Regions from separate parts of the Homo sapiens genome. Here region 2 is linked to region 1. The links are chromatin loops, found by intact Hi-C in ENCODE. Cell type or tissue: dorsolateral prefrontal cortex. All regions are shown on one strand. Links, peaks and the distances in the headings refer to the core of each region. The heading gives the core; the rest is flanking DNA.

Region 1 (16,616 bases), core at 3,952-11,951:
AGACGTCTCCTGACAAACTGTCTCTGGAAAACACAGTAACGTTTGGTCCTTATTAGATCCATACAAGAGGAAAAGTAAAATAAACCTGAGTAAAGGTAATCAGAAGAAAATTATCTTCCAAAATACAAAGCCAAAATTAAATTTCATTTATAAATGTACATAGATTTTATACATTTTACATGAGCTTTTTTGCATAAAACTAATACCAGGTAGTAAAACATATACAACTTTATAATTCTATATGTAATGAAAGTCAAAACTAGAAAAATTTAAACAGGTTTAATTATTATTTAAAATCTCATTGTATTCTTTTTCAACCTGTCTCCCATATTTTCTATATTATTTATAATATGAAATTTATTCTTTGCACAGTAGTATGCTAAAAACAAGAAGGAACCAGTATTGATGCCAAAAAAGTAAAATAGATAGGTTTGTGCTTGAAAGATACAAATAACTCAAGCAAAATTGTTTTGCATTTGAATTATGCAGATACTATCTTATTCTCCATTTCACATTCTTTATGTAAACCTGATCTCTAACAAAGGTTTCAACTACCAAGCAAATTTAACACTTCAGCTGTTTACCAGGCCTTAAATCTGACCATTTTGGAGCATCTTCAAATGAGCCAGATGAGAAACTACTTAATTAGGATTTTAATTATTTTCTAGCATTCTGATAGTATCTGGGAGTCGCTGAGAAGCAGCTTGTTTCTGCAGTTTCTCAGCTGCTAACACTGTTCCCCAAGGTGGTGTTTGTGGTAAATTCCCAGCTCCAGGGAGCGCCAGATAGAAGCTGCACGCTGCAGAGCAGGGAGGTGCTACAGCCGGCCTGCCTGAACTTTCACTGCAGCCTGAACTCTATCATCTCAGTGGGACACAACTGTCTCCTTTCAGTAGGATGAAGTTAGTGTATTTTGGCTCCAGAATCCTGTTGTATCTTTGAACTTATCTGCCTTCCTACAGTGATTGAGTTCTGAATAATAAAGTGGGAGTCAGCAGTTGACGGTTCTAACTTTTAAGCAGAATCAGATAAAAGTGCATATGTGTGTATGTAGTTCACATATTTAAATATCAGTATTTTCGACCCATACATTAGTTTTAAAAGGATGAGAGAATTAACTTGATTATAAAATTGTGTCCTGTTTAAGATTTAACAACAAAATTCAGTAAGTAAAATAAAACCTCTATTCGCATTTAAGGGTATCTCAGTGTTTAGAGGTTAGGCATTTTATCTTTTTGTCAAATTGTTATATTTAAGTGAAATTCACTTATGGATTACCATGAAATGGCTTGCATTCAGGTAAAAATACATAGAAGGTTAACTCTTCTGTATTTATTATGGTTGGAGATTTACTCTGGAGCCTTACTGTAACATGATCCACTAGAAGGCAGACTTTAGTTTAAGGTCCTTTAATTCTCTCTGGAATTACTACTGAAACTTCTCAAGGGTCTCCATTTCATTTCTGTACAATCAAGCTTGATTCTGGAGGAAAACTGTGGTTGGCAGAACTCTAAGGATGGCCCACCAAGAATCCTGACTCTCGTTACTCAATCAAACACCAATCTAGGTACTATTGTGCAGGGATTTTGCAGATGGAAAATCCTGATCTAATCACAGGAGTCCTTCAAAAGTAGAGAATTTTCTGACTAGTGGCAGAAGGAGAAATCAGAGGACTTCAAAGCTTAAGCATTCGACATGCCATTGCTAGCATTGAAGATGGAGGGGCCCTGTGCAAGGATCAGAGCAAGGAGAGGCCTCTGGGAACTGAACTTGACTCGCAGCCCATGGCCAGGAAGAAAATAGCGATTTCAATCCTACAATCACAAGGAACTGAATACCAACAACAGCTTCAATGAGCTTGGAAGCAAATTCTTCCCCGGAGAGTTCAGATAAGAGCTCAGCAAGATTCGTACCTTGCGAGAGACCCTAAACAAAAAACCTTGTGGAAACTTGCAGGACTTCTGACCCACAGAACGACAGAATGGAGCTAACAGACAGGTGTTGTCTTCAATTCCTAAGCTTGCGGTAATTTGTTAGGAAGCAATAGAAAACTTACGAAACAGTGCCTCTGAACATTCAGATTGGCAGATTGTTCTGCCAATTCTGACTTTATCGAAAGACTCGGTTTTTGTTTGTTTTTCAATTCTGACTTATCTCTGTTTATCTATCCACACTTCCTTGCTTATACCTGACTTACACCTTTAGTTTGGCCTTTCCTGATCTACTTATTTGCATTCTTGCCAGCAGATAAAAAAGCAAAATACATCAAGGTCAGGCCGGGCGTGGTGGCTCACACCTGTAATCCCAACACTTTGGGAGGGTGAGGTAGGTTGATCACCTGAGGTCAGGAGTTCAAGAACAGCCTGGCCAACATGGTGAAACTCCGGCTCCACTAAAAATGCAAAAATTAGCCAGGTGTGGTGGCAAGCACCTGCAGTCCCAGCTACTTGGGAGACTGAGGCAGGAGAATCACTTGAACTCAGGAGGCGCAGGTTGAAGTGAGCCGAGATTGTACCACTGCACTCCAGCCTGGGGCACAAGAGCGAAACTCTGTCTAAAAAAAAAAAAGGGCAGTACTTACTTATACTATGTTTTCCAAAGTATAACTACTGGTGGTATCTATTAACATGGTTTTAGATGGTTCCTGGACCTAGCATTAATTAACACTCTCCAATCCTTCTGACTCAATAAAGAAGAAAGCCTCTGTTAGATATTAATATGATTTAAAACCTATCCAACACTGACAAATTTCCCCTTTTGGAGCCTGCCTCAGGTGGAGAGCCCTCCATAGTCATGGAATCCAGCTAGAACTTAATATCATATATTTTATTGTATTATTTTCCATTTATACTTCTGGCAAGCTGTATTGGCTTTCTAGTTTGGATGGCAATATAAAGTTTCTTTTTTAAGAAGTGATATTGTTCAGTCTCAGTTGAAATTTTCCCATCCATATTTTGATATCTCTGAAATCAAGATGTGTCTAATAATCTTTGGGCTTTCACTGTCTCTGGCTGCCCTCTTGCCCCACAGAGCAGACCCAAGCAACAACAAAAAAAACGTGTACTCAGCAACTCCCCTCCCCAACCCTCCTGGGTCCAGTCCATACAGTCTCCTTGTCCCATTCACCTCTCTCCTGAACTCAAGACCAGGAGTCCCTGGACTAAAAACTCAGGGATTTTACACTGGACAAGACTGGTGCAAAGCAAGGTAGATTTATGTAGGCCATGACTCTATTAACATTCATAGCTTTCAACGCAGAACCAAAAAGACTTTTAAAAAATTGACTGGGAAATAGTTCAGAAACTCATCCAGGGCTAAGTAGAAGTCTAAGTGAGCCTTTTTTTTTTTTTTTTTTGAGATGGAGTCTCACTCTGTCTCCAAGGCTGGAGTGCAGTGGCACAATCTTAGCTCACTGCAACCTCTGCCTCCTGGGTTCAAGCGATTCTCCTACCCCAGCCTCCCGAGTAGCTGGGATTACAAGGACGTGCTAATTTTTGTATTTTTAGTAGAGACAGGGTTTTGCCATATTGGCCAGGCTGGTCTCAAACTCCTGACCTCAGGTGATCCACCAGCCTTGGCCTCCCAAAGTGCTAGGATTATAAGCGTGAGCCACCACGCCCGGCCAGTGAGCCTTTTCAGTAAGTGAAAAATAAAACTCCTAGGATAAGAAGGCATTGTGTTATAATTTAGTTGACAGGTTTTTTTTTTTTTCTATTTTGGAGGTAAAAAAAAAAGATAAGATAAGGGTGCATCTTACAGTATATAGTACATAAGATTCAAAAAATATGGTAAATACATTTAAGTAAACATTATTAAATTAATAGTCCAAGTGTATAAAATTATGAAGGTGGGAACACAAATGAGTGAACTTTGTAAAACACTGGTCTGACACAAGGAAGTTGACTTCAGGACCTCACAGCTGGAAGTGTCAGAGTAACACATTAGCATTAACCCTAAAAGATAAAAAATAAAAATAATAATAATAATAATAAAAGGAATCTCTGGACTCTAGGCTTCCTTGAAAGTAAAAGCACTTTTGGTATTTGGTCTCTGGTTTCCCATGTAGGTAGAGAGTCACAGCCCTGATCTATTTTCAGGGTGGTGATGGGGACTTGGGGAGAGAGTCCTGTTTTCTGTGGTTGTTTGCTTGGAAAAGTAGTAATGACCTCCATGAACCTTGCATCAAAACTTCAACTCTTTCCTGATAGCACAGGTAAGAAGCAGAGTCCCATTTAGGATAGAGTAATAGAGTGAGTTTTGCAAATAAACATTGACTTATCTATAACATACGCTGGTTTCTGAGGTTTAAGGGACCACAGAAATTATAAAACCAAACTGAAGTAACATCTTGAAAATAAGTGGAGGCGAGCCATAAATTTGATGCCAGAGGCAGAGATGACCTTTTTAGTGGATGCGTTTTCTTTCCATCTTTTTATCCATTTTATCCATTCCATGTCTCCTGAAAATAGTGCTGCTCTGAGTTATTATCAGCCAGCTATGCTCTTCAGAGAAACAGAATCAACTAAAGGCATGTATGCGTTCCTTCCTCCACTCCACACCTCTTTGCGGTAAAGGAAAGTTGAAACAGCAAACAGTGCCATTGGCAAGTGTATCACACAGAGTTCCATTGGGCAAGCAGGATCACTATGGAATTAGGAGTTTATTATAGGAATTAGAACCTACATAATTGTGGGAGCTGCTGAATCTATGGAAGGATGTGGCCTTTGTATCTGCCTGAAGCCACTGTCAGTCAGTAGGCCCGGCAGTTGGGAAGATACACTAGATGTGACACAGGAAACAGAGAGGACACATGGGGGTCAGCAGACCAGCGACCGCATGCACAAGCTGCAGGAACTCCCGGCACCAGGCACCAGCCTTTGGAATTTAACAGCTGCCTCCCAAATCTTGTGCAAATTTCTCTTGTCCCCAACCCTAACCCAGTACACACAGGCAAGGAGATTCAGGGGAAAATAATTCCAACCTAACCAAGTTAACAAGGTACAAAACCACCACAACAAGGTAGTATCCTACTGCTGTCAAAGATCATAAGGCAGAGATAAGCCCAGAAGGTACCTCCAGGACATCTAGTCTTCATCTTTGTCTCCCATTTAGACCTCAAAAAAAGAAGTCCCATTATGGATTGATTTTCAACTTGTTTGTGTAAAACCTACACTGACACATTGTTTGGGATTGTCAGTCAAACTGCAAGGACTGAGCCTAGGGCTAAATGGCAGAATGGTATAACAGCACTGATGTTCTGGAAAATAGGCAGTCCTTCCCATTGGTGCTATGCTCTTAGCAAAACAACTCTCCCAGGTTGGATGTGTAGAGAACAGATAATATCAGGATACTGAAGGAGCTGATGTTTGGTTGAAAAAACACACACAAAAAAAGGGCAAGGGAGGGTGAGCAGAAAGCATAACTTAAGGAGACACTCTTTAAAATGAAGAGCTTCCAAAAGATCTGGGAGAAACCTTATACAACGTTTCATCATCCTCAAAGTTGTCCAGATGGTAAGCACCTGGAAATCCATGGCATTTTTTGCTATATATTATGAAGTGCTGATATATTTAATTTCATGTGAATTGAAAATAATTTTGCCAGAAGAAAATATAGCTATATTGTATGTATTGAATACTAAGTCCCAAAATACACATATGAACAGCAGTTTCACACTTGCTCACATGGGAAGCACCTTTTCAGAATACTACAGTATTGATATATTTGAATACCATGTGAACTGAGACCAATTTCACTTAAACATAACATGACTGTATGTGTACAATATAAAAGTCACTACCCTTTGGGAGGCTGAGGCGAGTGGATCACCTGAGGTCAGAAGTTCAAGATCAGCCTGGCCAATGTGGCGAAACCCTGTCTCTACTAAAAATACAAAAATTAGCTGGGTGTGGTGGTGGGTGCCTGTAATCCGAGCAATTAAGGAGGCTGAGGCAGGAGAATCGTTTAAACCCAGGAGGCAGAGGTTGCAGTGAACCAAGATCGCGCCATTGAACTCCAGCCTGGGCAACAGAGCAAAACTCCGTCTCAAAATAAATAAATAAATAAAATAAATTATAAAAATTAAAAAAAAATAAAGTCACTATCACAAGCATATACTTCCTCAAAACTGAAATAAATGGTTGTTTCCAAATATTTCAAATGAGAATCATTTACTACTTTTTCACATACTCTTTTTTTTTTTTTTTTTCGAGACTCAGTCTTGCTCTGTCACCCAGGCTGGACTGCAGTGGCGCGATCTCGGCTCACTGCAAGCTCCGCCTCCCGGGTTCACGCCATTCTTCTGCCTCAGCCTCCCAAGTAGCTAGGGCTACAGGCACCCACCACCATGCCCAGCTAATTTTTTGTATTTTTAGTAGAGACGGGGTTTCACCATGTTAGCCAGGTGAGCGGATCACAAGGTCAGGAGATCACAGACACTTTTCATCTGCTAGTCCAAATAGTCATAAATTAAAAAAAAGATTTATGGGTAAAGAGCCTTAAATTGAGAAAAAAAAAAGTCTCTTCAGTACCTTATGTTTTTGAGAGTTAGGAAAAGTCAGGCCATTACCCCATATCAAGTTCCAAAAACCCCAGTTACACTGGTAACAGGCACATGTTGCACAGGATCTTGGTTTGAAAACCATCAATCTAGACCAAACCTCTAATATATAGATAAGAAACCTGGCCTAGAGAGATTATGACTTGCCTGAGGTCATATAAATAATTGATGACAGACTTGAGACTGGAAATCATGTCTCATTCCTAATCCTGTGTTTTTTCCAGAGTAGCCTGGATCTAGATTTAACCACCCACTGGGAAGCAGGTAGTTTCTTTCAAGAAGAGGCTCACAGAAAACTATGAAAAAGGGGATATAGGGAATGCTTGGATAGGTTCTGCTAGTAGTTCACCCAGCCTCAAACTTAAAATCATTCTTCAGATTCCATAGAAAAGTGGTAGACTAAACCTAAATGTTAAACTGCATTCAACTGCTCCTCCACCCCCAGAATCATATAGAAGTCACTGAAGGAATATGAAAATAGGAAAACATCCTTGATACATATCAGCTGTAGATACAAAGGAAGAGTACCACCCACATGACTGAAAGCATGAGATAACATCTCTAAGAAACACAGCAGAATGCATCAGGCTGATGGAAGTGCCGATTTATAACATGTGAAGTAGAAGAGATCTGAATGGAACCCTATTAAGACCCATTATCTGGCCCCTTACAGAAAACATTTGCCAGTCCTGGCCCTAATAAGTTGAAATGTTATCATGCATGGTATCTTCACCAGAAAGGCAAACAAGTTTTATCTCATGCTTTAACTCTGATCATTTGAGAAGTGGTTTTCTGGCTGACTGTGTTGGGGAGGTGTGACAGTTAATTTTATGTGTCCACTCAACCGGATCACAAGATGCCCAGATATCTGTTATACATTACCTTGAGTATGTCTGTGAGGGTGTTTCTACGCTTCCAGAAGAGATCAGCATTTAAATCAGTGGACTGAGGAAAGCAGATTGATTGCCCTGCCCCTTGTGGTTGGGCATCATCTATTCCCTTGAGGGCCTGAATAGAACAAAAATATGGAGAAAGGGAGGATTAACTGGCTCTCTGCCTGACTGCTTGAGCCTGAACATCGATCTTCTCCTGCCCTTGGTGCTCCTGGCTCTCAGGCCTTCAGACTTGGACTGGGATTTACACTATCAGCTCTCCAGCTTTCAGGCCTTCAAACTAGAACATTGTCTTTCGTGGGCCTTCAGCTTGCAGAGTAGATCACGAGACTTCTCAGCCTTCATAATCACTGAGCCAGATTAAATAGAAGAGACAAAGAGAAAGAGAGAAGGAAGGAAGGAAGGAAGGAAGGAAGGAAGGAAGGAAGGAAGGGAGGGAGGGAAGGAGGGGGGAAGGAAGGAAAAAAGAGGAAGGAAAGAAAGAGAAGAAAGGAAAGAAAAAAGGGGAGGGGAGGGAAGGGGAAGGGAAGGGAAGGGAAAGGAAGGGAAGGGAAGGGAAGGGAAGGGAAGGGAAGGGGAAAGAATCTCCCATTGGTTTTGTTTCTCTGGAGAATCTTGACTCAATACAGAAGGGTTCTAGGAGTGCAAGTTCCTGGAAAACTCTGTTGCTTTCAACCTTTCTTTTTTTTTTTCTTTTTTTTGAGATGGAGTTTTGCTCTTGTCACCAGCTGGAGTGCAATGGTGCGATTTTGGCTCATTGCAACCTCCTCCTCTTGGGTACATGTGATTCTCCTGCCTCAGCCTCCCAAGAGCTGGGATTAGAGGCATGTGCCACCACACTCAGCTAATGTTTGTATTTTCAGGAGAGACGGGGTTTCGCCATGTTGGCCAGGCTGCTCTCGAACTCTTGAACTCAGGTAATCTGCCCGCCACTGCCTCCCAAAATGCTGAGATTACAGGCCTGAGCCACTGTGGCCAGCCTGCTTTCAATCTTTCAATGAGTGATTTTTACCATGTATGTGTAGGAGGGGTACTCCTTGCTTACATAGCATGTATTTACTATACTTTAGTTCATCAGGAAACACTGTGGCATTATTTAGAGACCATAATTTCTTAAGTCTACTCTATTCACACTTCCCAAAACTTTTCTTAGCTATGGTCAAATGGTTATATGTATTTCCACACTCATGTCCTGTCCATGCACTTGGGTTACACATTATTGTTAATGTCAAGTAATTATGCCCCCATTTTATTTCCTGATGATCCTACAAGTTGTGTAACTTCGGGCAAATTACTGAACCTTTCTAAGCCTCAGCTTCCTCTTCTGTAAAACGGGGATAATTCTAAAGGTCTACTTCATAAGGTCAATGGAAGTATTAAACGAATTACTGGCTGGGTGCAGTGGCTCAGGCCTGTAATCCCAGCACTTTGGGAGGTCGAGGGGGGCAGATTGCCTGAGCTCAGGAGTTTGAGACCAGCCCGGGTAACATGGCAAAATCCCATCTCTACTAAAAATACAAAAAAATTAGTCAGGCATGGTGGTTCGTGCCTGTAGTCCCAGCTACTCAGGAGGCTGAAGAATGAGAATCATTTAAACTCGGGAGGCGGAGGTTGCAGTGAGCCAAGATCACACCACTGCACTCCAGCCTGGGCAAGAGAGTGAGATTCTGTCTCAAAAAAAAAAAAAAAAAATTAAATTAATTACTGATTGCAGGACTAGCAATGTTTAGTGTACAATAAGTGTTAACCATTATAACTATTATTATCTCCCTTTTATATATGAGAAAAACGAGGCTAAGTAATTAACCCAAGGTCACATTGTGTCCGGAATTGGTGGGTTCTTGGTCTCACTGACTTCAAGAATGAAGCCGCGGACCCTCGCGGTGTTACAGCTCTTAAGGTGGCACGTCTGGAGTTTGTTCCTTCTGATGTTCAGATGTGTTCGGAGTTTCTTCCTTCTGGTGGGTTCGTGGTCTCGGCTGGCTCAGGAGTGAAGCTGCAGATCTTCACAGTGAGTGTTACAGCTCATAAAAGCAGTGTGGACCCAAAGAGTGAGCAGTAGCAAGATTTATTGCAAAGAGCACAAGAACAAAGCTTCCACTGTGTGTTAGGGGACCCGACCGGGTTGCCACTGCTGGCTTGGACAGCCTGCTTTTATTCTCTTATCTGGCCCCACCCACATCCTGCTGATTGGTAGAGCAGAGTGGCCTGTTTTGACAGGGCGCTGATTGGTGCGTTTACAATCCCTGAGCTAGATACAAAGGTTCTCCACGTCCCCACCAGATTAGTTAGATACAGAGTATCCACACAAAGGTTCTCCAAGGCCCCACCAGAGCAGCTAGATACAGAGTGTCGATTGGTGCATTCACAAACCCTGAGCTAGACACAGGGTGCTGATTGGTGTGTTTACAAACTTGAGCTAGATACAGAGTGCCGACTGGTGTATTTACAATCCCTGAGCTAGACATAAAGGTTCTCCAAGGCCCCACCAGAGCAGCTAGATACAGAGTGCCAATTGGTGTATTTACAATCCTTGAGCTAGACATAAAGGTTCTCCAAGGCCCCACCAGAACAGCTAGATACAGAGTGTCGATTTGGTGCACTCACAAACCCTGAGCTAAACACAGGGTGCTGACTGGTGTATTTACAATCCCTGAGCTAGACATAAAGGTTCTCCAGGGCCCCACCAGAGCAGCTAGATACAGAGCTAGACACAGGGTGCTGATTGGTGTGTTTACAAACCTTGAGCTAGATACAGAGTGCCGATCGGTGTATTTACAATCCTTGAGCTAAACACAGGGTGCTGATTGGTGTATTTACAATCCCTGAGCTAGTCATAAAGGTTCTCCAAGGCCCCACCAGACTCAGGAGCCCAGCTGGCTTCACCCAGTGGATCCCGCACGGGGGCTGCAGGTGGAGCTGCCTGCCAGTCCTGCGCCATGCGCTCGCACTCCTCAGCCCTTGGGTGGTCGATGGGACTGGGCGCCCTGGAGCAGGGGGTGGTGCTCGTGGGGGAGGCTCGGGCTGCACAGGAGCCCACAGACGTGGGAGAAGGCTCAGGCATGGCGGGCTGCAGTCCTGAGGCCTGCCCCGCGGGAAGGCAGCTAAGGCCTGGTGAGAAATCGAGTGCAGCGCCTGTGGGCCGGGCACTGCTGGGGGACCCAGTACACCCCGCAGCCGCTGGCCCGGGTGCTAAACCCCTCATTGCCCGGTCCAGCAGGGCCAGCCTGCTGCTCCAAGTGTGGGGCCTGCCAAGCCCACGCCCACCCAGAACTCCAGCTGGCCCGCAAGCGCTGCATGCAGCCCCGGTTCCCGCTCGCGCCTCTCCCTCCACACCTCCCAGCAAGCTGAGGGAGTGGGCTCCGGCCTTGGCCAGCCCAGAAAGGGGCTCCCACAGTGCAGCGGTGGGCTGAAGGGCTCCTCAAGTGCTGCCAAAGTGGGAGCCCAGGCAGAGGAGGCGCTGAGAGCAAACGAGGGCTGTGAGGACTGCCAGCACGCTGTCACTTCTCAACATTGTCAGTAAAAGACAGAATTGGAATCTGAACTAAGCATTTTGCACAGCTGTCATTGGGTGGCGAAAGCAAAGGTGGTTTATAATGTTTTTTGGGGGTTTTTCCAAATTTCCTAAATGTTATGTAGTAGGCATGTAGGACTTCTGTAATCACAAAATAATACATTTTATAGGCATTATTTTAAAAATAAAAATGTAGAAATGATCACATAGGACCTTTTCCTTGCCTTTCTGAAGTCCTTTAGGTCCTGTCTGATGTGTCTCCTAACTTCTGACATCCCGGATTTTTTTTATTATACTTTAAGTTCTGGGATACATGTGCAGAACATGCAGGTTTGATACATAGGTATATGCGTGCCATGGTGGTTTGCTGCCCCCATCAACCCATCATCTACATTAGGTATTTCTCCTAATGCTATCCCTCCCCTTGCCCCCAACCCCTCAACAAGCCCCGGTGTGTAATGTTCCCCTCCCTGCGTCCATATATTACCACTGTTCAACTCCCACTTATGAGTGAGAACATGAGGTGTTTGGTTTTCTGTTCCTGTGTTAGTTTGCTGAGAATGATGGTTTCCAGCTTCAGCCATGTCCCTGCAAAGGACATGAACTCATCCTTCATCCCAGATTTTTTACCTGCTTCACTGAATTTCCCTTCACCCCAATAATAACTGATCTTTCTATAGTAATTTAAAATGTATAAAGTATCACCAAATTATCTCATTTAATCCTCAGAGCAATACTTGCAGCCTGTGTTACCCACTTTGCAGATGAGAAAGATAAGGCTTATAGAAAAACATGATCACTTAATAAATAAGGAGCCGAACAAGGACTCAAATCCAGATGTTCCATTTCCAGAGCATTCCACATCCATTCCAGAATGCGGTTCCAAAACGTCCAGTTCACTTCTGCCATCCTATATTATGCTTTCTGTAGACGTCCCTTGTATATTTTGATTTCTGATTAACTCCCTGGGTTATGTTTTCCTGCATCACTTTGACCTTTGCCAGGTACATGCTGATCATCTGACCCATCAGTGTACTTCCTACACCAGACCTTTGATTTCTCTTAGCATGACTTAATATTCTTGGGCTTCACTTCTATCACAAATTTGTAACCCTGTAACTACATGGCCCTGGCTCAGATGCATAGATTGTTTCTAGATGTGTCAAATATGGAAATTTCTTTCACTTAAATATTATTCTTCCCTACAAAAAACATTAACTAGCTTTCCAGGATTGGCCATGATGTGTGATATACTTTGTGTAAGTTTTCATTAGAATCAAATTAGAAAATACTTTGGAAAAAGGCAAACACTAAACACATAAAACACATTATTATTGTGTTATCTGTGTGTAAATATATCCTCCCTGAGTAGCCTTCTAGGCAGGGGAAGAAGTAAATAGGCACTTCATGCCTGGTACAACTTTTATGGAAGGAATATTGGGAATACATATTCAATGCTATTAAAAAAGCATTAATACTCTTTAATCCAACAGTTCCACTCCTAGGAATTATATTATACCCTTTAGTTATAATAAATCAGGTGAACATAGGTTTATATAAAAGAATGATCATCACTGCTATTTGTAACAGCTAAAAATCATAAACAACTCATATGCAAAATAAAATGCTATTAAATAAAATATGGCACGTTCATGTGATGGAACACTATGTAGCCATTAAAGTCATGTTATAGGAGACAATTTAACAGCATGGAAATTTTTCATCATTTATTATTAAATGAAAAAGAAGCTTACAAAACACCATTTGAAATGTGTTCTCTATTTTATTTTGTTTCTATGGGCATAGAAAACAGATTAGATGAATAAACACTAAAAGGTTAACTCTGGGTGGCCCTAAATGATGATATATTATGAATAATTTAAATCACTTATTTCTGCTTTTTTAAAATCATTTTTTACAATAAACACTACTTTGTAATCAGAAAAAGATATGCATAAAAAGGAAAATAGAGCAAAGATGAAAAAAGGCCATCCATTTAGTTTATACCCCAAGATTAATTTTAAATGAAACAGATTTCTTTAAATACTTCTAGAAATAATTCCTCTTGTACATGTTCAGAGAGGAAAATTTACTTTCACAATAGTCCTCATCTTTAGCAACTGGACCTGTACAGCTATCTAAAATGCTAGAAAAAAAAGGAAGAGCCTTAGTTTTCAAAATTCAATTATATTTTATTTTCATTTCAGAGCCACACTGTTATGATGTAAAATGGTGCCTTTTATGTAAGTTTTCAAAGATATGAAAACTCCTAATCAGCCTAGCTGACCAGGTTTTTTGTTACCTGTTATTTCATATCCCTTACCAATTGTTACTAATATTCTATATGACATAGACTAAGATTCCCAAAGACTGTGGGGAAAAAAACTATTACCACAATGTTTTGAAAAAAAAAAAAAAAAAAACAACAACTCTTCGTAATGCAATGGACTACATTCAGTTTTGTTATGTATTATTATGAATAAGTTTAATTTGGTGCCTATCTGCACACTATACCTCTTTTGTTCTTGTAACTTTACAGGTTTTTCCCCTAGCCACTGAATATTTGTGTTTTTTCATTAACCACAAATATATTCATCTTTCAAATATAATTTAAATTTATCCCCATCGATCTATTTTTCTTCTTCTAATCTTCCCATATATCTTATGTTAAATTCCTCTTCCAGCTCATTAATAATGTGTTAAACAAGGCTAGCCTTTATAGCAACCACACCTTTAGACAACTCCCTATACCTAATACATTGCCTTTTATCGTTACTGATATTAAATCCTTGAAGCCATTTTTTTTTTTTTGAGACATAGTCTCGCTCTGTTGCCCAGGCTGGAGTGCAGTGGCGTGATCTTGGCTCACTGCAAGCTCTGCCTCCCAGGTTCACGTCATTATCCTGCCTCAGCCTCCTGAGTAGCTGGGACTACAGGCGCCCGCCACCACGACTGGCTAATTTTTTGTATTTTTTAGTAGAGACGGAGTTTCACTGTGTTAGCCAGGATGGTCTGGATCTCCTGACCTTGTGATCCACCCGCCTCGGCCTCCCAAAGTGCTGGGATTACAGGCGTGAGCCACCACGCTCGGCCAAAGCCAATTTTTAATACCAGTGACAGTAGTCTTATTCCAGCCAACTTGAACTAGCTTCATAAGTAATTTCATGAAACAGTATAGAAAATAATTTGCAATAGCACAATTTTAAAACAGATTATATAATTTTCACTGTATTTCATTTTTCACTGATTTTGTAAATTTTTCCCCAAATAGTTTACTTTAAATGAACCCTGACATTGGCATGTCTAAAGACAAATGCATTATCTTCCTCAAACTTCTCAGCCCTGTTCTTCCTGAGTTCCTTTTTCCTGTCATCAACAGTCACTTAATTGTAGAAGACATTATCATTGATTATTCTCTTTTTTGGCTCTTTTTCTATCAGTCACAACATCTGATCCTCCTGGTACTACCTTATATGGTGATTTTGCTAATGCTTTTGTCTCTACAATGCCTGCTTCCCTTCCTTCACAGCAACAAGTTCCTCATTTATTCTGTGAAGGCTTCCTAAACCACCCACCATTCTTGTTCCACAGCCTCCACACCTATCCACGACTCTTGCAGAATTAATCATTTCCTTTTTATGTTCCCCAAACTCTGGACATTTTTGTTATATACTCGGAAAATAAAACAGAATAACCAATAATGTCACGTCATCTACATTTGACTGTTCTCCAGCAAAACATTTCAAGCAATACAAAAGAAATGATGCTGTGAAGATTTGACTCATGACAACAAGACAACTGTTTCACCTCCCCATTTTGCTCCTTGTGTTTTACTCCATGATAGGGATAAAAAGAATTAGATCTCGCCAGATGCGGTGGCTTGCGCCTATAATCCCAGCACTTTGGGAAGCAGAGGTGGGTGGATCACTTGAGCCCAGGAGTTTGAGATTAGCCTGAACAATATGGCAAAACTCTGTCTTCATAAAGCAAAATACATTAGCTGGGCGTGGTGGCACGTGCCTGTAGTCCCAGCTACAGGGAAGGCTGAGATCAGAGGATCATCTGAGCCTGGGAGATTGAGGCTGTAGTGAGCTACAATCACGCCACTGCACTCCAGTCTGGGCAGCAGAGTGCAATCCTGTCTCAAACAACAACAACAAAAAGGAATTACATCTTAGACTGATAAAAATCACAATCCTGGGAAGAATGGTCCTGCTCCCTTTAATTTTCCTATCTTCCTTGTGCCAGGTAATGTAAGTTATAAGTTCAAAGGCCTTCCCTCCTATGTGGCTGAAAGAAACATTCTGATTAAACAGATCAATTAGCAAGTGTTTTTTTTAATTGACCCCTAAAACTGTGCCAAACATTGTACTATAAATTCTACGTAAGTATTTTTCAAACTGTAGGTTGAAACCCATAAGGAAATCAATTTAGGGTCATAAAATCATTTTGGTGGGTCTCGACCAGCATTTTTTTTTACAAATAAAATGAAATAGAATTGAATAGAAAATAGCAGAGTGCATTACATATGTACATACTGAATCTCAACATAATTTGTATTTTTTTCCTGTGGTTTCCAGTACAAAATATTGAGTAATACTGTGCTACAGGGTATAGAAGAATACATATTTCTTGCTCCTAATATGCTTGAAGTCTATTTGAGAAGAATAAATTTGTGCATATGAAATAGAGAACAAGTCTATGACTATCTCTAATTCAATTCTGTTTTACTTGATGAATGTGGATGTGAATTTGAATGATTAGGGAGCTTTGACAGGTGAGTTGGTACTGTGGTTGGTGCCACTGAAAGTGAATAGAATTTGGATTTTGTGTAGGTGTGGAGAACATTTTATAAAACAACCATCACATCAGCCAGTGATTGAATAGAGCAGATAAGAAGTTTACAGAAAGACTACAAAACAAGATTTGCTTAAATTGATTATATGAGTAAATTACTTATATACATGTCCTATAATAAAATATGACCGCTCTACTACCTTCCCCTGCCACTACCTACTGGCCGTCCAACTCCTGCTCTAAATCTCAGCTTAGCTTTACTTCCCTTTCAGATGGTCCTCCTGTAATTTCTCATAGTATTCTTTTTTTTTTTTTTTTTTTTTTTTTGAGACAGAGTTTCACTCTTGTTGCCCAAGCTGGAGTGCAATGGCATGATCTCAGCTCACCGCATTCTCCTCCTCCCAGGTTCAAGCAATTCTCCTGCCTCAGCCTCCCGAGTAGCTGAGATTACAGGGATGCGCCACCACGCCCAGCTACTTTTGTATTTTTAGTAGAGACAGGGTTTCTCCACGTTGGTCAAGCTGGTCTTGAACTCCTGACCTCAGGTGATCCGCCTGCCTCGGCCTCCCAAAGGGCTGGTTACAGGCATGAGCCACCATGCCTGGCCTCTGATAGTATTCTTTAACAGCATTGTCATTGCCTATTTGCTTTTCTTTTTTTTTTTTGGAGACAGAGTCTCACCTGCTTGCTTTTCTATGCCCCCGATGACTGGCACATCTATGATGACAGTAGCTGCACCCATCTTGTTCACTTTTTCTGCCCCTGAGTCAAGCAGAGAGCTAGGTACAGTTAGCACTCCATAAACACTTATCAAACAAATAATATCCAAAAATAACTCGATATAAATAATATC
Region 2 (12,308 bases), core at 4,309-12,308, 58 kb after region 1:
AAATATAACACTAAATTTCCTAATTTTAAATATGGACACCAGTGTTTCAAAAGCTCTAAATCAACTACTAACATTACAAACAGTCCAAGTTATGGTCTAAATTTCCTAACCTAATATTGGTGTTTGGGGTTTTAATTTTCTGAACCAATTTTTTATATAAAAGCAAACACAGGATGAATTTGTGTACAAATGAGATCGGGGTTAATACAAAAATATAGTAGAGATCTTATAAATATTAGATTATATACTGATGTAAAAACTTAGTATACCAGAAGGGTAAAAATTTAAAATGTTATTAATGAATTTTAAAATCTACATAATAAAAAATCATACCCCATTGCACACAAGGATAAATTGACTAATTCCTTCCATCTTGAGGTATGAGCATTGCATTACTGACCATTTTAAAATAAGAATTCATGCCTTACATAATTGAAACCTGATCTTTTTTCTTCTTCTCAGGCACTGTACCTACTTACAGATGTCCTTTGTGTGGCAATAATATTTATATTAGTTGAGACAGACTACACCATAGTTTTCAAATGAATTTTCTTTTTGCTTTGGGAGTTGTCCATGTTGGTTTTGAGAAACTCCCTATTTTTGAAGGTCAAGGAGTTAAAAAACACTAAGGCAAAATAAAAATGTTGAATGGTTTTCTGTGTTATTCTAATTATTCTTACCTTGGAAAAAGTGACATTGTAAGATAATATTTATCAACCAGTCTTCTTGAGAGTTAATGATAATTATTACAACAATTGACACTTATTACATGCTAAACATGTGCCCAGTACTCTTTTATGAGCTTTGGGTGCATGGTCACATTTATCCTCCTAATAGTCTAAAAGGAAGGTAATCATATAATCCCCATTTCACAGATGAGTAACCCGAGACAAAGAAAGGTAAAATAAATTTCCCAAGGACATTGATTAGTAAGGAGTAAAGCTATAATATGAAACCAGGCAATTTGACACCAACGTCTACACTCTTTCCTCCTTTTCTAATCAACATGGAGAAAAGTGCACAAATCATAAGTGTGGGGCTAAGTTAATTTTCATAAATTTCATAAAGTAAGCCCACTTGGCACCCAGATCAAGAAATGGAGCATGACAGCCCCCAGAACCTCCATTTGTGCCCCTGCTAGTTTTTATCCCCTCCCAGAAAAAAAGTCCTATCCTGACTCCTAACACCACAGGTTAATTTCATTTTTTTAATAAATTGAATTATACAGTATTTTTTCTTTTGGGTCTGGCTTCTTTTACTCAACATTATGATTATAAAAGTTAACCTGCCATGTGTAAAGAATTAGCCATGTTATTGTTAGTGTTGTATAGTATTGTAATATATGACTAGACTACAGTTCATTCTACTGTTGAGGTAAATTTGAGTAGCTTCCAGTTTGGGGCTATGAAAAATAATTCTACCATAAAGATTCTTATTCATGTATTTTGGTGCACATATGTACATTTCTCTGTTGAGCATATTACATATGTCTCAAAGTATAATTGCTGGGTCATAGGGCATGTGTATGTTCATGTTATTAGAAAACATCAAATTGTTTTCAAAGTGTTTATACAAATTTACACTTTGACTAGCAGCATATGAGAGGTCCAGTTATTTCACATCCTCGCCAACACTTGGTATTGTTTGCCTTTTTATTTTTGGCCTTTCTGCTGGATGCATAATAATATTGTGATTTAGATTTACATCTCTCTGATAACCAGCAACGTTAAGAAAATCACTTTCTTTTGTTTTTAAGACAGGGTCTCACTCTGTCACCAGGGCTAAATGCAGTGGTGCAATCATGGCTCACTGCAGCCTTGACCTCCCAGGCACAAGCAATCCTCCCACCTCAGCCTCCCAGACACAAGCAATCCTCCCACCTCAGCCTCCCAAGGAGCTGACCTCCCAGGCACAAGCAATCCTCCCACCTTACCAACCTACAGGCATGCACCACCATGCCCAGCTAATTTTTGTGTTTTTTTTGTGGAGACAGGGTCTCACTGTGTTGCCCAGGCTGGTCTCGAACTCCTAGACACAAGTGATCCTCCCGCCCTCGGCCTCCCAAAATGCTGGGATTATAGGCATGAGCCACCGCACTGGGCCTTGTTTTAATCTTTTGCCCATTTTTCTTTCTGTTTTTTTTTTTTTTCTTTTGAGACGGAGTCTCGCTCTGTCACCCAGGCTGAAGTGCAATGGCATGATCTCGGCTCACTGCAAGCTCCACCTCCTGGGTTCACGCCATTCTCCCACCTCAGCCTCTCGAGTAGCTGGGACTACAGGCACCCACTGCTACACCCATCTAATTTTGTTTTTGTATATTTAGTAGAGACGGGGTTTCACTGTGCTAGCCAGGATGGTCTCGATCTCCTGACCTCGTGATCTGCCCACCTCGGCCTCCCAAAGTGCTGGGATTACAGGCGTGAGCCACTGTGCCCAGCCTCTTTTGCCCATTTTTCTACTGGGTTGTTCATCTTTTGCTGAGTTTTAAAAGTCTTTATATATCCTAAATAAATCGTTTGTCACAAATCCTTTATTAGAAAATATGTATCCTGGCTGGGCATGGTGGCTCATGCCTGTAATCCCAGCACTTTGGGAGGCTGAGGCAGATGGATCACCTGAGGTCAGGAGTTCAAGACCAGCCTGGCCAACATGGTGAAACTCCGTCTCTACTAAAAATACAAAAAATTAGCTGGGCATGGTGGTGCGCACCTGTAATCCCAGCTACTCAGGAGGCTGACGCAGGAGAATCGCTTGAACTCGGGCGGCAGAGTTTGCAGTGAGCTGAGATCACACCACTGCACTCCAGCCTAGGCAACAAGAGCGAAACTCCATCTCAAAAAAAAAAAAAAAAAAAGAAAATATATATCTCAAATAATCCTTTGCCGTAATTATCATTTATTACTCTCTTTTGCCTTTTCGCTTCTGTAAAGGTGTCCTGATGAACAAAAGTGATTATATTCTTAACTACCACACTACGCTGTTTCAATCCTGGAAAATGATCATAATTTTTAGTGTCATTATAATAATGGATATCTTAGGAAACCTATTTAATTGACATTTCAAAGTTGTGTTTATCCAGAGTGGCCTAATAAGCTATGATTGATTATCTATAACTGAACAGCTTGTCTTTAATGATCAAACTGAATTTTATATCACATAGTTTATGAACAATTCTGGTTTTTTTTTCTTCATGATAAAGATACAAACATAATCTCACCTAGGAAAACCTTTCCTCAAGAATCATGCTGTTCCAATGACCCCTTTATGAAGAAAAAATAGAGATGAAATTTTTTAATAAAAAAATTTAAATTACTTTTCAAATGAGTTTCACCACGACTTTTTTGGCAGGTAGATAAGCAAATTGAGTAGTTTTCTAAATCAACCTGCTGATAACGGTCCCTTAGACAATATAATTGGTCCGGCTAATTGTGTTCTCATATTGTTCAAATGGCTTATTCCTGATATTTTCTACCTGGAAATAAATGGCTTAACTTCATTTTTTGGGTTTGAGCAATGAGGCATCTATGTTCCCCACGTTTGCTTGGTTTTACGTTTTTTAAAACTTTTATTCCTCTGGGTGTTTGTTTCCTAAAGCTTCTAGAAGAAGTGTCATATTTCAGTTGATTCATTTGACAGTAGAGATGGTAACACACATAAAAATTTATTTCCAAAAATGTGATTTGTTAAAGCAAGTGACACTTATTGAAAATTGGAAATAATGGCATATTTGGAAACGTGTCTTCCTTATGTTTTCTGGTTCAGTGGGCTCCATGTTCTTATCTAGAATTGCTTTATAGAGTGGAGCTCCTTTAATTATTACAGCAATGCTCATTTTCTGCTTGTACTTGTCAAGCAGATGCTACCTCCCATAATAGATAAACTCTGAAATCTCAATGGCTTAACACAACAGAAGTTTATGTTGGTAGTTTTACATGTTTGAATGGATAGGGGATTCTTTCTGTTCCACAGAATCCATCAAAGACTTGAGTTTTATAGAATCTTTGCTGCCTTTAACAGATGATATCTGAAGTTGCCCGAATCTAGTCAGCAGATGGAGTAGAGAAACAGTGGAGAAGCCAGTGGGAGATTTTATGGGTCAGGCCCAAGAGATGTAATTCATTTCCACCTACATTCCATTGGCCTGAACTTACTCTCATAGCTCCACCTATGAGCAAGAAAGGCTGGGAAATTAGGTTCCTGTAATAATTCTGTACCATGGATACCATGGACAGGGAGCCTGAACATTTAATGTATAGCTAGTCATTCACCATTTTCACCATTACCAGGCAATACAGAAAGTTAGGACTAGAAGGCAAAAAGGAGCATTTTGTGGAGTTGAAACTCTGCCATTACAAAGGGATTCAGCCTTCTGATGCAATGCCTTGCAATCCCCTCTGTCTAAACCCTACCATGGCTTGTTTGTTCCTGTCAGGTTTTAATCTCAGACATCTAATGAATTTCACTTCCTGAATTTACTTAACCAGAGATTCCTACCTACTATTTTCCCCAGGAACAGCCCCTGGTCATGTCTTCTGGTCACTTCCATTCCAGGACAGGTATCCACCTCTCTTCCAGCTTTCCGATTCACCCCCGTTCTTGTCCCCCAAACACTGACAATCCCCATCAGCCAATCCTGCACTGTGGCCCAGATGGGGCAATACGTTTCACTGGGCCCATTACATTTCTCTCTTGCTAATGTACCAGTTCTAGTTCACTTTATTTTCCAGACAGCAGTTCAGAAGAGTAGAGTTTCTCTTTAAGCAGCTAATGAAGGCTTAGCACTTTAGACATAATTTTTCCCTTAAAATAATATCTCAGCCAACTTATAATAGACATTTTTGCCTTTAGCAATATTTTTCAAGGGCTGATTCCTAAACCAACATTACAGAAGAGTCTCTAATTTTACCTTACCTTTAGCAGGCAGTTCTTTCAGTTAACTGGGATGACGAGAATCTAAAATAACTCTAGGTTGGGCTATGTGGCTCACACCTGTAATCCCAGCCCTTTGGGAGGTGGAGGTGGGTGGATCGCTTAAGCCCAGGAGTTTGAGATTAGCCTGGACAACATGGCAAAACCCTGTATTCACACACAAAAATACATTAGCTGGGTGTGGTGGTGTGCACCTGTAGTCCTAGATATTCGGGAGACTGAGGTGGAAGGATCACTTGAGCCAGGGAGGTCAAGGCTGCAGTGAGCTATCATTGCGCTACTGCACTCCAGCCTGGGTGACAGAGTGAGACACTGTCTCAAAAATAAATAAATTAATTAATTAAAAATAAAATAACTCTAAGCAGTATCATATGCTACATTAGGCAGATTCACCTGTATCACCAACCTTGTGTCCAGTCTAACTAACTACATCCATATACTGCTCTCACTTGGAAGCCACGGATTTTCACATCTAGAGACTTAACTTTTGCCTCAGCGATAAATGTATAAAGTGTAACTCTAAAGCAAGGGTCAATAATCTACAGGCCATGCCCAAATCAAGCCTGCTGCCTTTGTGCATAAATAAAGTTTTATTGGAACACAGCCATGCCCGTTTATGTATGGATTGTATGTAGCTGCTATAGCTTTACAATGGCAGAGTTGAGGGGTTGCAACAGAGACTGTGTGAGTCTCAAGGCTTAAAATACTCACTATCTGGCTCTTTACAGAAAAAGTTTGTTGATTCTTGCTCTAAAGCAGAGAGACAGCTTCCTATGGAGGTGATATCTGAAAAGGATTTTGAAAAATAAGAAACATTTTACTCATAAGGGTTAGGGAAGATGCAAAGAAAATGTTTTTATTAAAAAGAATAAACATTTGAAACATAGTGATATGTGTGAGAACAACAGTCTGCTGTGTTTTCCCAGAGTATAAAACCCAAGAAGAAGATTGATGAGAGATGAACAGCACAGACAGACAGGGAGAGGCCACATCAAAAAGACCTGTATATACTTCATGCTAAGCAAGATGGATCCCCCACCCCCCACCATAGTTCAGTATTTCTCAGAGTATTTCCAATCAATGTTAATAAAGTTTATGGGAAAAAAAGAAAAAGAAAAGGTGCCCCATGGTTAAAACTGCCTGCAAAGTATTGGGTTTTAATTACTTTCAACAAATTGTTGAAACATTTATCATTCAATAAGTTGTTGTGGGACTTCTCAGAGACTTTAAAATGCATATCTCCATTGGAAACCTCTAAGAAAAGGAATGCAACCTGTAGAGTTCCCAACTTATCTGACTACACATCCTTCTTTGGCTAATTACTTCACATGCTTTTCACAGAACTTGTATTCACTAAAGCACTTTGGGAAATTATGATAATAGTCAGCCAGTGGAAAGATTTAGACAGAGAGATATGACCAGACTTGTGTTTTAGAAGAATGGCTTTGGCAGCTGTATGAGCAAAGGGCTTTCAGGAAGGAAGAACAAATGCAGGGAGACAAGGTAAGAAGCTGCTGCAATAGTCCAGGTAAGAGGTTATGGAGAATAATGTATCATTTCCCAAAACTTATTTGCATAGCATATTTGTTGTTAAAAAAAAAAAAAGTAATAGACTTATCTTATCTAAGAGGCTTCCTAGCTGGAGTGAAAGTTGCCTCTGGATCAAGATCTTCCTGTTTGGAAGAACCACCAAAGTCTGCAGCTTAGCTTGCCTTGGGTCTCACTCCCAGCCACTCCCTAAATCTGGACTTGACATCAGTTTCCAGCTTTTAGTTCTTGCCGATCACCTGGTTTATCAAAGCTTGCAGGGTCTGTGACTTGCCGCTTTGTTTTTCTATTACAGCATTTATAGCTTCCTGGAGTCTGCTTTGAGCAACTGCTTTCCCTTGCCTTACCTTCCAATACTCAAGCTCTTCAGCAACCTCACTGAGGCTGCCTGCCTGCAGGTTGGTTCATTAAGGTGATTTTGTACACCTAACCACTTTCTGAGTTTCATACCCCTGTTTGCTGAGAACGGTGACCCACTGGCCCATGCTGGGGCTCCCCTCTGATTTCCCCGACCGGAGCACTTCCTTAGACCTGTCTGCTCTCCTTTTTCTAGCTTCTACACCAGGTTTTACCATGTGTAAAATTCCACCTCCTAATAACTGGCTGCTCCTTTCTGCCTGGAACCTCTCATGTTGCTGCAACTGTGACTGAGCCAAAAATTTGACAACAAAGACAAAAATCAAACTCTACCTGATTCTTTTTTTCAGGGGATTTCCAAGACTTCTTTATGCCTCCTCAGGCTTCCTCTGGGCTGAGTGATTCAGCTTTTCTCTAAACTTTTGCCCAAGAATAGATTTAGAGATCAACCATCCTGAGGATGACTGCACCCACACTTAACTCTCTCCTTCTCTCTACCCACCTTTAAGGGATGCTACAGAAAGTATGATTTAAGGTATCTCACAGAACCAGGCCAGGCCAGAATCTGATTCTCCTCCAGTCATGGTCATTATGGCTCCTGTTTCATTTCCGTCATGTGGCTTAAAGGCACTCCCCATCACAGGGCCATTCAGCCTTGTCCATTTAACCTTGTTATTCCATGCAGAGCACATGCTGTCCCAGGAGAGGTCCAGTTGGGAGGGGCTGGAGAGGTGCTAAGCCAAGAGGATCCAGGGAGAGCAGAGGCAGCTCAACAAGAAGGGGTGTTAAGGGCCTTGCTCAGAAGAAGGCTGGCTCCGAGGAGCACAGAGCGGTTTGGCTGGAAGGTAATGAACACTCTTTGTCCGGCAGCGTCTCCCAGATCCCGCTGCTGGGCTCTGCAGAGCTGGAGCTGGTATGTTTCAGCCGCATGCCCTCCTCACTACCCCTGCAGTCCCTGGCTGTGGTCTGGTCCTTTGCCGGGCCAAACTATGTGATCTCTTTTGGTGAGCTGGCAGCCACACGCTATGAGCTGGACTGAACAGTATATGTCCCTGTTCCCTTGACTCATTATTTTACAACTAAACAATCAGCACATTTCTGTGAAAGCCGGTCTCCTCTTCTGAATTCTGAACCGCTATTCATTCAGGAACACATTTTAAGCTTTTTCATCCTAATGAATGTCAGATTACACGTTCAGGAAAAGAAAAAGGATGGCTCTGTAAAGGAACCGTTAGTTACGTCTAAGTGATAAAAGATGTGAATGCACTCTCAAAGTACTTATTCTTAATTATTCCACTTCTGAGAGACTTATTTGACTGACCCAAGCCAGCTCTAGAAACATTTGAAGCCTCATGTTTCCGTCTGGCCTGGAGGACGCTGAGCTTACAGAATTCCAAGCCAACGCAGAGACTTTTCTTTAGAATTGAGATGAGGAGCGTGGTGTTTATTTATTTATTTTTTTTTTCGTTTTTGGGTATTTTGTTTTTTTTTTCCTACAGACTTGTGTTTCAGGAAAAAATAATCAGTGTCAGGCAATTGTTTTCAGGGAGTGTGGTCTTCTGTTTATGTTTTTAAAACTTCAGGTAAGAAGAGTAGACCAATCTCTGAAAAGGAAATCATGGTTGATAGAAACCACGTTGAAGGGAAGGGCTACTCTGTTTCTCTGAGTTCTTCTGACAGGTCTCACTTACTAGTCTCATGTATGTATGTACATCTGACATGAGTATAGGTAGAAAAATGCAGTAAATACATCCTCCTAAAGTTCTGACCAACCTGGAAACAACATTTTCCTCCTTATCAGTCTTTCACCTAAAAATTTATTGTATTGTAGAAGACGTGAATCAGATCAAACTCATGATTTTTGAGTTTCAAAAATTTGTGAGTGGGTTTTTAAGTTTTACATTATTTCAAGCAGGGTAGAAATCAGAATTTCCAAGGTCAAGGTTTAAAAAATACCATGAAAACTTCGGGTAAGAAGAGTAGGCTAATCTCTAAAAAGGAAATCACAGTTGATAGAAAACCATGTTAAAGTTTAATTCTCTAAAGTTCCTTTCAAGATGGGACATTTAGGTAACATTTATACTGCATTTTGGCAGGTTCTGGGATACTTGTATGTATGTACTCAAACTAATAATAATGATTTTTCGAAAGAGGGAGGGAGGGAGGCAGGCAGGGCAGGCAGGCAAGACACCTAAGTATAAAGGGGTCCCTGGAGAACCTCCAACCGGCCTGTGCATGGGAAGAACAGGGTGGAGCCATGGAAGTTCATGCTGTTTGCAGGGGGAAGGAGCCTGGTCCCTCCTGTTCCTGTGTGGGAACCTGGGATTCAATCTGTGAGATGATGTCCTGTTAACAGGAACCCCTCTCTCACTTTGCTGCATGCTTTTCCTTTTTCCTTTTTGCCCAATAAATTCCATCCCCCTCACCCTTCAAAGCGTTTGTGAGCCTAATCTTTGCTGGTTGTGTGACAAGAACCCAGATTTTCCTACAACAAAGGGAGGGAGGGAAGGAAAGGATGAGAAACTTCGCAGGGAAAGTGGGATAAGCAGCCAGAAAAGGATTTTTAAAATAATACTCATGGTTCTCCATTCCCCAAGTCTCTAAGCCGAATGATGGATAATGAGAGCAAAGGAGGAAGGACGTTCAGAAGGTGATCATTGATCTCCCAGAGAGTAAAGAATTCAAATATTGTTTCTTTTCCTCGCCTCATTCTTGCCTGGTATCTCCGGGATTTGTAGTTGAATGAAGAAAGGATTTTATCCAGTTATTTCTTAAACTTCCCAGGAAACATATAAAAGTTGGCATACTGTAGACTCCCACGTTCAAATAAGTAATTCTTACTTTGCCAGTCACCTAGGAAAGAATGTCACTCGCCACTACCCCCTCCTAGGCCACATCCATATTCCAAGCCATTGACTCTTCTTTTCACTTGTTCCCTGTTTCAGACTCATCCTTCCAGAGGGTTTATAGCAGTGGATGTCTTCCAACCTTCTCTTAGTATCGTTTATAAACTCAAAATCTTTCTTATCTTCTTATCTTGAAAAATATACTTAGCAGTAAAGTGGTTGCTCAGTATTTTTTTCTATCCAGATTTCCTCATTTCCAAACTCAAGATATTGTGATCACTTCCTAGTATTATTTGACATTTTATTGAAAATTTTCCTTTCAATAAACACTGGGCAATTATAATAATGTTTATCACTGGGAAAATATGATGTGCCCCTGCTGCCTCCTTAATTTAATTTGATGTGATTTAGATGGGAGCATGCTGCATGGATGCTTCGATGTAGTGGACTAGAAAAACAGTAAATAATGGAATTAGGGAAACTATTGGGTTTGTCATTTCAATCTCCCCTGGATACTCAAAAACCTCTGTGGAATAAGAAAATTAACACTCTTGTACTTTGTCCACTGAAATCTAGCAGTATCTTCCAATGGAATGCGATAATCCAAGTACAAAACCTGTCTTAGAGAGTTTCATCTATATTGTTATTTTTACATGATTCCAGGTTGAACAGAATAATGGTCATCCATGCCATTTTTTCCCTGTATCAAAGACCTAAACATATGTTTTATTTTATTTTGTCCCTATGAGTCCTAGTCCTTAAAAAAAAAAAAAAAGGCAAAAAAGTTCAAATTAACAATCCCCTTTTATGGGTTCTGGAAAAATCGGGCACCACACATGTAAGGCAAATAATTAAAATTGCTAATCTACACAAAGCCACACTGTACATTACAAATATTAACAGAAAACCATTCACCTACATAATACATGAATGTGTTAAGTGTATGTGTATGTGTGAATATAAATGTGTAGCACCACAAAAAAAAAATCTTTAAAAGGAGAATAATTATAACAATATACTGGAACTCTTTGAAATTTTTTCTGCAAGAATTCTTTTATAAAAATTCTACAAAAAGTTTTTAAAGTAGCCACTTAGAGTACACAGACACTAAATTTGTTGATCTGCAAGGCTCATTTGAAGGACATTTTAAAGAGCGACCATTCTATAGAAGGAAAATGTGGGCAGTGCCCTTTCTAATGGTCCGCAGTGATAACGCTCTTTCCATGGTTAAGGAGTTTTTACAAATATTAACTGACTAATCTTCACAACCATTCTGTAGGAGGCAAATATTATTAATGGTTTCATTTTACCAATGGGGAACATGAGTCCAGGAGAGATTAAGTGACCTGCCGAACACCATAACAAGATAAAGTGCTAGAAAGAGGGTTAGGACACTGAAGATTCTGAATTTTAGTCTTCATTGTAAATCACAGAAGCAAGATAAAATACATGATACCATATTTTTTGACAAATAGGATCTCATGAACCTGAAACTTGTAATGTGAGCAATTTTGAAATTGCCAGTAATAAATGTATATTTTAAATAAATCACATAATTTATCTCAAGTGTCTGCTGAAAATAAATCTCCTATTTAGTAAAAAATATATAATACAAAAATCAGAAATTAATATATGCCTAACACAATCAATTCTTATCATGCTGGGTATGGTGATAACTCTGAATAGGCACAACCTATTATTGCCTCCTATGTAATAAGCTGATGACATCCACAATTTTCAGGGATAAGATCCTGTCAGGCCATGTCCATTATAAGCTACAGATACCTGTATCATGAGTGATCTCAAACTTCCAACTTAGTCTGGCCTGACTGGCTTTCCTTCATTTATTACTCCTCTTAGCCTGAGTCAGCTAAACTAAGCTGAGCAAAGAAGAAAATGAATAAAAAGGAGGGTAGGAGAGAGGAATAAGGAGATACAGGGTGAGAGGGAGAGAGATTTTTGAGATGATTGAGGCTGGTCAATATTTTGAAATATTATTTTATACATCTATCTGGGCTCTCCAGAGAAAGAGAACCCATAGGAATATATACATACCTACGGAGAGAGAGAGGCCAAGAAGTCCCACTTTCTGCAATGGGCAAGCTGGAGACCTAGCAGAGCCAATGGTACAGTTCCAGTCCAAGTCCAAAGGCCTGAGAACCAGGAAAGCCAATGACTCAAGCTCCAGTCAAAGTCTGAATGCAAGGGCAGGAGAAGATGGTAACGCAGAGCACATTTTCTCTTACTCCACCTTTGTACTCTATTCAGGCCTTCAGTGGATTGGATGCAGCCTACCCACACTTGGGGAGGGCAATCTGCTTTACTCAGTCGACTGCTGCAAATGTTAACCTCACCCTGAAGCACCTTTAGACATACCCAGAATAATGTTTAACTGAATATTTGGGCATCCCATGGCCTAGTCAAGTTGACATATAAAATTAACTATCACAGTATCACTCTTCAAATTTTCCTCCTACCCCTGGCCTTTCTCCCACTCAGGCAGCATTAGGCACCAAAGGAAAAAAGAGCTAATATTCAGCTTTTCAGGTTTATGGATTTATTTTACAAATGCAGCTAATAATATGCAATGTTGATTGTGGGTAGGCACTGTTCTAAGTGCTTTATAAA

The links. Peaks named below come from ENCODE experiments on the same cell type or tissue, not always from the same donor. Only the 100,000 strongest peaks of a DNase experiment are listed, where the experiment ranks them.
Region 2: a loop joins it to region 1, with 6 times the contacts of the local background. A loop is called at or near these places in 2 of 110 quality-filtered maps.

The regions. Positions count from the first base shown.
Region 1 is chr9:17,066,770-17,083,385 of GRCh38, reverse strand. No RefSeq gene overlaps it. Among named protein-coding and RNA genes, the nearest start is that of CNTLN, 60 kb to the left of the region's middle. In dorsolateral prefrontal cortex, for the core only: no CTCF peak of the experiment used is centred there; no DNase peak of the experiment used is centred there.
Region 2 is chr9:17,013,649-17,025,956 of GRCh38, reverse strand. LOC124902126 (a long non-coding RNA gene) reads left to right here and starts at 6,343. Exons shown (of 3, transcript XR_007061426.1): 1 at 6,343-6,432; 2 at 7,520-7,679. It overlaps LOC105375983 (a long non-coding RNA gene), which reads right to left and starts at 11,885. Exons shown (of 3, transcript XR_001746628.1): 1 at 11,736-11,885; 2 at 5,641-5,715. In dorsolateral prefrontal cortex, for the core only: no CTCF peak of the experiment used is centred there; a DNase peak (open chromatin) is centred at 7,756; H3K27me3 peaks cover 667 bases.